Linked DNA regions of Homo sapiens: region 2 is linked to region 1. A link is an interaction called in ENCODE POLR2A ChIA-PET data of the cell type or tissue named here. Cell type or tissue: Panc1. All regions are shown on one strand. Each heading gives the region's core, and the rest is flanking DNA. Links, peaks and the distances in the headings are about the cores only.

The links. Peaks named below come from ENCODE experiments on the same cell type or tissue, not always from the same donor. Only the 100,000 strongest peaks of a DNase experiment are listed, where the experiment ranks them.
Region 2: POLR2A ChIA-PET joins it to region 1 with 5 read pairs; 12 of 35 experiments call an interaction of 5 or more read pairs at or near these places.

Annotation. Positions count from the first base shown.
Region 1 is chr7:131,033,137-131,037,526 of GRCh38, reverse strand. All of the region lies in intron 3 of LINC-PINT (long intergenic non-protein coding RNA, p53 induced transcript), which reads left to right. Among named protein-coding and RNA genes, the nearest start is that of LINC-PINT, 75 kb to the left of the region's middle. In Panc1, for the core only: no CTCF peak of the experiment used is centred there; no DNase peak of the experiment used is centred there.
Region 2 is chr7:130,923,365-130,927,754 of GRCh38, reverse strand. All of the region lies in intron 6 of LINC-PINT (long intergenic non-protein coding RNA, p53 induced transcript), which reads left to right. Among named protein-coding and RNA genes, the nearest start is that of LINC00513, 12 kb to the right of the region's middle. In Panc1, for the core only: no CTCF peak of the experiment used is centred there; no DNase peak of the experiment used is centred there; H3K4me3 peaks cover 889 bases; H3K27ac peaks cover 4,000 bases.

The DNA of each region.
Region 1 (4,390 bases), core at 222-4,221:
ATATTCTGCATATCAATTCTTTGTGGTCTATATGAGTAAAAATATCTTCTGGTTCGGGGCTTGATTGTTAACTTTTTAAATAATGCCATTTGTTGAATAAGAGTTTTCTTTTAATGTCATCCTTCCTTTGGGCATTGTTTCTGGGTATATTATTTTAGAAATTCTCCCTTAGGCTGAGGTCATATAAAATATCCTCTGTTTACGATTAAAAGTTTTAAAGTTTTGCTTTTCACAATTTCACCTGCTGTCCCTCTAAAATAGTTTTGTGTATAGCATGAGGTATAGTTGCCTAATTTTGTTTTTCTCATGGATGACCTGTTGTCTTAGCACCATTTAATTGCCTTTGCAACCCTTCTCCACCAATGCACAGTGCCATTCTGTCCTACAAACTTCTGTCTATGTAGATCTATGTCTTTTTGTAGGGGCGGGGGGGGGGGCGGCTATTTAGTTCCACTGGTGTATTTCTTTTTTCTTGCCCCATTTTCTTGCTTTTTTTTTTTTTTTTTTTTTTTTTTTTCTGAGATGAATTCTCACGCTGTCACATAGGCTGGAGTGCAGTGGCACAATCTCATCTCACTGCAACCTCCACCTCCCAGGTTCAAGCGATTCTTAGGCCTCAGCCTCCTGAGTAGCTTGGATTACAGAAGTGTGCACCACGTCTGGCTGATTTTTTTGTATTTTTAGTAGAGATGGGGTTTCACCATGTTGACCAGGCTGGTCTCGAACTCCTGACCCCAAGTGATCTGCCCGCACTGGCCTCCCAAAATGCTGGGATTACAGGCATGAGCCACCATCATGCTTTTAAAATAGGTCTTTATTTCTTTATTGTGTCTTAGTGTCTGGTAGTTTGTCTCCTCTTCTTGTTCTTCTTTAAAATCATCGCTACTCTTTGTGTTTTGCTTTTCCATATACATTTTAGAGTTCTGCTCCATGAAAAACCCTCCTTTGATTGAGGTCATGCATTAACTATATAGATTAGTTTGAAGAGTAATGATATTCTTATGGGATAGATATTTCCTGTGTATGTCTTCTTTAATATCTATATTTAGGTCTTTTTACTGTATACATCATTTTTATAACTTTTTAAATGTTAATAAAGATATTTCTTGGCCGGGCGCGGTGGCTCACGCCTGTAATCCCAGCACTTTGGGAGGCCGAGGCGGGCGGATCACGAGGTCAGGAGATCGAGACCATCCCGGCTAAAACGGTGAAACCCCGTCTCTACTAAAAATACAAAAAAAAAAATTAGCCGGGCGTAGTGGCGGGCGCCTGTAGTCCCAGCTACTTGGGAGGCTGAGGCAGGAGAATGGCGTGAACCCGGGAGGCGGAACTTGCAGTGAGCCGAGATCCCGCCACTGCACTCCAGCCTGGGCGACAGAGCGAGACTCCGTCTCAAAAAAAAAAAAAAAAAAAAAAAAAAAAAAAAAAAAAAAAAGATATTTCTTCATCAACAATTTAATGACTACATGACCATCCATTATTTAGCTAGTCAGTAGTTTACACCCTGTTAACATTTAAATTAACATATTTCACAATGATTGTTTCGAACTCACATATTTCCCATCATGAAATTATATGTAAATATTCACCTGTTTTATTCTAGTAGTGCTAGGAGTTGTATATAATTAAGTATTTGAGATGTATTTGAGTGTAAAATGTGAGAAAAATATCTTTTTCCCCACACAGATAGCCAGTTATTGAATACTTCATCCTTTGGTCTGACGTTGACTTTTTGGTTTTGCCATCAAGTAACCATCCACAGTGCCCGTACATAGCAGGCACTCAATAAATGTTTGAATAAATGAATTTGAGTATTTATTTTGTTTTCAGATGTTTTCTTATTTTCCGTGGACACGTCTGTCTATTCTAGTTCTACTGCCATGCTGTTTTAATTATCAGAGCTGTATAATAAATGTTTGTATGTGGTTGAACATCATTATTGTTATTGTTTTTTCGGAATTTTTCTGGGCTACTTCTGCATCACTTTTCTCTCGGATAAATGAAAATAATTTGGTCAACTTTCTTGTAAAACTATGATAATTTTGACTGATACTGTATTAATTTATTTTCCTTCCTTCCTTCCTTCCTTCCTTCCTTCCTTCCTTCCTTCCTTCCTTCCTTCTTTTCTTTCTTTTCCTTCTTTTCCTTTTTCTTCTTCTTCTTCTTTTCCTTCCTTCCTTCCTTGCTTCCTTCCTTCCTTCCTTCCTTCCTTCCTTCCTTCTTTTCCTTCTTTTCCTTCGAGATGGAGTCTTGCTCTGTCACCCACACTGGAGTGCAGCAGCCTGATCTTGGCTCACCACAACCTCTGCCTCCCGGGTCCAAGCCATTCTCCTGCCTACCCAGTAGCTAGGATTACAGGCACCCAGTACCACGCCTGGCTAATTTTTTATTTTTAGTAGAGATGGGGTTTTACCATGTTGGCCAGGCTGGTCTTGAACTTCTGACCTCAAGTGATCCACCTGCCTCCGCCTCCCAAAGTGTTTGGGATTACAGGCTTGAGCCACCATGCCTGGCCTACACTGTGTTAATTTTCTTAAAAAAACAAAAAAACAAAAAACAAAAAAACCTTAAAGGCATTTATATTTTAATTTTCTGGCCTAATGAGTGCTACATATTCATCTAGTTCATAAATTCTGGAACTTTTTGGTTAGAGCAGATAAATCCCCCAGATCTCTTTTTGGATTAAAATTCAATGTAATTAAAGAAATCCACTGCAGCAAACGCAATCCTGCCACGTGTTTATTCTGTAAGGATAAAATGTTTTTCTATATTGAACAGCACTGCACAGGCCTTGCTGCCTCCCCCTTATGAAACAGGACTCTCATGGTGCCACGTGTTCCCTGGCTGGACAGATTCCTGAAAATAGATACTAACTGCTGCTTGGTTGAAGAAATCTTTTTTGTGTGTGAGCTACTTTCTCCCGCAGATATTTAAAGGAATTCTATATCCCCACTTCTCTGACTTACCTTTTTTTTGTGGCGAGGAAACAGGACACAGAGCCTGCTGGGTATGCAAGAGAAGTCTGTATAACTGTTTCACACCTGCCTGGATGCTGGCAGTGGTATTTGCCAAGTGAAGTCTGAAGGCTGGTTTGTCATGTGTTTTCACAGAGCACTGATGGCTCCCAGCCAACCTGTTTAGGCCTTGTCTTTTTTTTCTTGCATAAAATTGCCTATTTTTCACTTCAGATGGGGGTGTTAGGCACTTCAGAGATGTTTGTTCTTGTCGCATGCATGCCATCTGTGGTCTGCTGGCATCGGAGACAGGTTCCCAAATTGGCCAGTGTGTCTGTTGGTCAGCAAGCGGGGTGACCAGGACCCACGCCTGTGCTTGCCCCTGTGGCTGCAGCCAAGGCTGAGGTGCACACCTGAAGGACCACACCTCAGTGCTGTTGGCCTAGTTTTTAAAAATTTAAATAAACTCTTTATTTTGGAATAATTATACATTTGAAGACAAGTTCAAAGATAGTACAGAGTTTCCATATGCCCCTCACTCAGTGATTCCTGTTGCTGACTCTTACATTATTATGTTACATTTGTCACAATTAAGGAAGAAACATTGGTACTTTACTGTTAACTAAAATCCACATTTTATTCAGAGCTCACCCGTTTTTCCGAATGTCCTTTTTCCGTTCTGCACTCAGGATATCACAGCACATTTAGCCACCATGTCTCCTTAAAGTCCTCCAGTCTATGATCGTTTCTGAGATGTTTGTTTTTGATAGCCTCGTCAGTTTTGAGGAATACTGGGCAGGTATTTTGCAGAATGTGCCTTAGTTTGGATTTTTTTCATGTTTTTCTGATTATTAGACTGGGATGTGGGTTTTTGGGAGGACAATCACAGAGGTGAAGGGATATCCTTATCACATCCGTGTGAAAAGAGAACGCCATCAACGTGACTTACCACTGCTGATGCTCACCTTGACCATGGAAATTTGTTTCCCCTTTCCAATACTCTGCTCTGTGGAAGCAAGTCACCAAGCACTGCATAGTCCCAAGTTAAAAGTTTTGTTACTTGTCTTATCTGTTGGTACCCAGTTATATTTGAAGCCATACCTAATATTTTTTGACGCTGAATATAGAGTTTGTGTTTAGAGCCTTAAGAATGAATAAAAATTTATTCTAAACTTAAGAAGTATTGGAAGTAGTTAGTAGCTATGTTGAATCTTTCTTCCACTCCTCATACATTTGGTTTATTGTTGTTTTTTTTTTTTTTTGAGATAGAGTCTCTCTGTCACCCAGGCTGGAGTGCAGTGGCATGATCTCAGCCCACTGCAACCTCCGCCTCCCGGGTTCAAGCCATTCTCCTGCCTCAGCCTCCCAAGTAGCTGGGATTACAAGTGTGTGCCACCACGCCTGGCTAATTTTTGTAATTTTAGTAGAGATGGGGT
Region 2 (4,390 bases), core at 266-4,265, 110 kb after region 1:
GATTCAGCGGGTCACAGCTGACTGCCATCAGGAGGTGTGACGGAGAAGGTTCCATTTCTGTGACCCTGTGGTGATACAGGTCGGGACCCAGGCGAAGTAGCTCAGCCATCTGAATTGGCACCTTTCTGCTTTTCTCGCTGAGTGACGGGTGCCTTGCAGTTGGCTTCAGATGTTTGTGAATGTGCTGTGTTTCCTAAAGCCATGTCAGTCAGGAAGAAGATGCAGGTATTCAGGAGAAGGGAGAAGAAAATCTGAATTAGAAACAACGTGAGGATGGGGAGCACAGGGAGGGATGGGTTACCTTTGTCATCAGAAGAACGCCAGGCAGATTTTAGTCCCTCAGCTAATAATACTATTTGAAAAATTGATGGAGAAATTTAACTGGAAGGTTTCAGCAAGACAAAAGCTGCATCTCCAAGGCTGGACTCAGCGTGTTCACGTGGGAACTGGGTGTGAGTGTAATTGTCAGAGGGGAGGGTTGTCACAGGAGGTGCACGATGTGAAGTCACAAGGGGACGCATTATTTCCATGAGTTCTCACAGTTCCCAGGGCAGCCACAGATGGTAGTGGTTTATGTCTGCCTCTGCCTTGACAGAAGGGCAGTAGGCAGTTGTGGCAAGAAAAATGGACCAAATGAGGGCTGCACTCAGCAGGTTAAATTTGCTGTCTGTTAGTGTTCCTAGGTGAGATGCTTCAAAACTAGAATGCTCTGCTGGGACTTTTATTTCCCTTAGAAATAAAAGGCCAGGCGCGGTGGCTCATGCCTATAATCCCAGCACTTTGGGAGGCCAAGTCGGGCAGATCGCCTGAGGTCAGGAGTTCGAGACCAGCCTGGCCAACATGGCAAAACCCCATCTACTAAAAATACAAAAATTTGCTGGGTATGGTGGTGGTGGGCGCCTGTAATCCCAGCTACTTGGGAGGCTGAGGCAGGAGAATCACTTAAACCTGGGAGATGGAGGTTGCAGTGAGCTGAGATCGTGCCCCACTGTACTCCAGCCTGGGAAACAGAGTGAGACTCCATCTCCCAAAAAAAAAAAAAAAAAAGGTTCTTTGTTCACACTTTCTCTGCGCTGCTGCAAGTGACTTTGGTGCCGTTTCCTGCAGCCTGTGTCGGTGGCTGGGACTTTCTCGACAGCAAGGCAGGCCGTGCATGAGGCCTATAGGACCCAGGGCTGCCTCCCAATGCTGACGGCCCTGCGCTGTGTGAGCTTGGGTAAGCCAGTTCGGCTCACTTCACCTCAGGTTCCTTGTTCCTATGTGGACGGGTTGCTTGTTTGGAGGATTAATAATGATGGGGAATGCAAAGTGTGGTTGGTTTTGCTGGGGAAAAGAGCAGGGAAGTAGAGACCTAGGCAGGTGATGTCACCTCTCTGATGAACTCCAAGGTCTCTGTCAACACCGGTGCCTTTGTCCTGACATTGCGGGGTTTGTGGCATGATTGGAGAGACCTTGCGTGCTCTCTGGGCAGCCCTTGTTAGTGCCCCCCAACTAGCTGGGAGATCCAGAGTTTCATGAGAACCCTCCCTCCGTGACAAAATCCGCCTTCCTCGCTGTCAGGCTCAGGTTGTCCTGTGCCCCCACTGAGCCTGCTCATTATTGATTAATGAACTTGTAAAATGAGAAGTATTGTTTTACCGGAAGCTACATGTTTATGTGGTTGGTAAAAATGAGAAGAGTTGCTTGAGAACTGGTTCTCCTTTCCATGAGTATATACAAGGTTCAAATCTGGGCTTTGTGGTTATAAGACATGTTGAGTGAATAAAAATGAAGGAAATGCTGGGCATTTATCACAATTTTTTTTTTTTTTTTTTTTTGAGACAGGGTCTTACTCTGTCACCCAGGCTGGAGTACAGTGGCACGATCTCGGCTCACTGCAGTCTCCACCTCCCAGGTTCAAGTGATTCTCATGCCTCAGCCTTCCGAGTAGCCAGGATCACAGGCGTGGGTCACCGCACCCGGCTAATTTTTGTATTTTTTGTAGAGACAAGCTTTCGCCATGTTGGTCAGGCTGGTCGAACTCCTGGCCTCAAGTGATCCATCCGCCTTGGCCTCCCAAAGTGCTAGGCTTACAGGCATGAGCTGCTGCGCCTGGCCTTTCACAATTCTTAAACTGTTGACTTACAGAAACACAGACCTGTATGAACACACAGATCACTTTAGAGGTCCGTCTCAGAACTACCTGCTGTCATGAGTGATGTACAGATAAAATGTGGAAGATCTAGAAACTAGTCATTCCTAATCTCTGCCATAAGTAAACATTTTAGTTTAATGTTAAAAGGTCACTCAGGGTTATTGTGAGATTTGATGAGATCATGGCTACAAGGAACCTTTAACTGTATGAATGAAAAATCTAATGAAACTGCAAAGTCACTCCTATTTACTAAAACCAGTGTAGTGGCTGTTTCTGCCTCTTTTCTTTCCCTCCTCCCTTCCCTTTTCTTCTCTGTTGTTTCTGTCACTTTCCTCTCCCTTCTACCTTATTTTTTTCTTCCTTTCCTTCTCCTTCCTCTCTTTCTGGCATTAGCAGTTTGTTTGTTTGTTTGTTTTTGTTTATTTTGAGACCGAATCTCGCTCTGTTGCCCAGGCTGGAGTACAGTAGCCCAATCTCGGCTCACTGCAACCTCCACCTCCCGGGTTCAAGCCATTCTCCTGCCTCAGCCTCCCGAGTAGCTGGGATTACAGACGCCCGCCACCACACCTAGCTAATTTTTGTATTTTTAGTAGAGATGGGGTTTCACGATGTTGGCCAGGCTGGTCTCAAACTCCTGACCTCAGGTGATCCGCCCACCTCGGCCTCCCAAAGTGCTGGGATTACAGGTGTGAGCCCCCACACCCGGCCCTGGCATTAGCAGTTCTTACACAAGAACAGCGTAGGCATGAATCCTGCCTTCATGGCACTTACACACTAGCAGAGGAATCTGGCAGCAAATAAGCACACAAAGGCAGCTGCAGGGTATGATGTGCCGTGACGTAAAGGGACAAACACCGTGAGAGTCTAACTAAAGCCTGGCATGTGTCAATCCTATGTACCTATTCAGAAACTAGGGTTCATGACGGTGCTTCTGTTGTTACCTAGTAGAAGTAGCTTTGTAAGCACAAAGATTGTAGTTTTGTGAAGCTATCTAGTACAGAGTCACTCTGGAAGTTTAGCATTATAGAGTTTTTTCATAGAAAGGATGGATAGATACAAGTTTTTCCTAACAAGCACAAGTGGCAGTCTTTGAAAACTAATTTTTTATGTGTACATTGTAGCATTGGAAGATAACTGTGGTTGAGTGTGATAAACTGAAACTTTTTAAAAAATCTATTATTTTTTTTACAAGTTAAGTTAGAGCCAGATATGCTGATTCTCTACCATTTTCAAAAGAGGAATTGGAAAAGGGAGAGCTTGTTTATGTGGTATTCACAATAGTGTCTGCTCCTGAAGAAAATTTTTGGAAAAATCTCATGAGTGTCCTCAGACTAAAAACAGGGATCCAGTCTGTTGTTCATGCAGGACTCAGGAGGCGAGCGAGCATGTGATACCAGGAAGGGTCCCATCCCTGCCCTGCTGGGGAGCCCTCAGTGGCGAGGTGGCGAGTTCAGGCTTCACTTCAGAGCATGGATACTGCTGCATAGGTGCTGGAAGGGTGCTGCATGGGTGCTGGAAGCTGCTTGGCATAGTGCATGTCCTGTTTCCTGCCACTTGGAAAGAGGACTGTGGAAGTCAGGTCTTCCCAGTCCTCACCAGTAAAGCAAGCAACGAATGCCTTCAGTCCAGGTAATATGTCCAGGCTTTAAATTCTCTGGATCTGTCTTTGGATACCCTGGGAAAAGTCTTGTCTCTTCTTAGGCCCTTCTGACTAAAAGCAGCCAGGACTTTTAAACTGACTAATTTTTAAAGATTTCCAAATAGAGAAAATTAAAGCAAAAATTTTTGAAAGCTGAAAATGATCTTTCCAACTTTTCTCATTCAGAGTAGAACACTGGAGCATTGAAAGTTTGTTCATGTTTGTGATTGATCACATATTTAAAAAATTGTAAAATAAAGACCTTATTTTAATGTTAAAAGTTCACTTCAACACCATCATTTCTACGAGGTTCTAGGTCTTTTGTGAACAAATTAAATATAGTGCTTTCTTTATAACATGAATTAAATCTAGATCCCAATGATATTTGGCACCTTCTAAATACCCAGATGGCCACTGCGTTTGCCTTGAAGTGAAGACGTGTGTAGAGTTTTAATCACATGTTTTATTTTTTCTCTTTTAAATATCGCCTTTTCAATAGTTGCTTGTTAATGAATGACTGATTGTTTACTGCAGTTTATAATCAGGAATTTGAACATTAAAAAATTCTAATCAGGATACAGGTTAAAAAACACTTTCCCTCTCATTCTCTCTTTCCT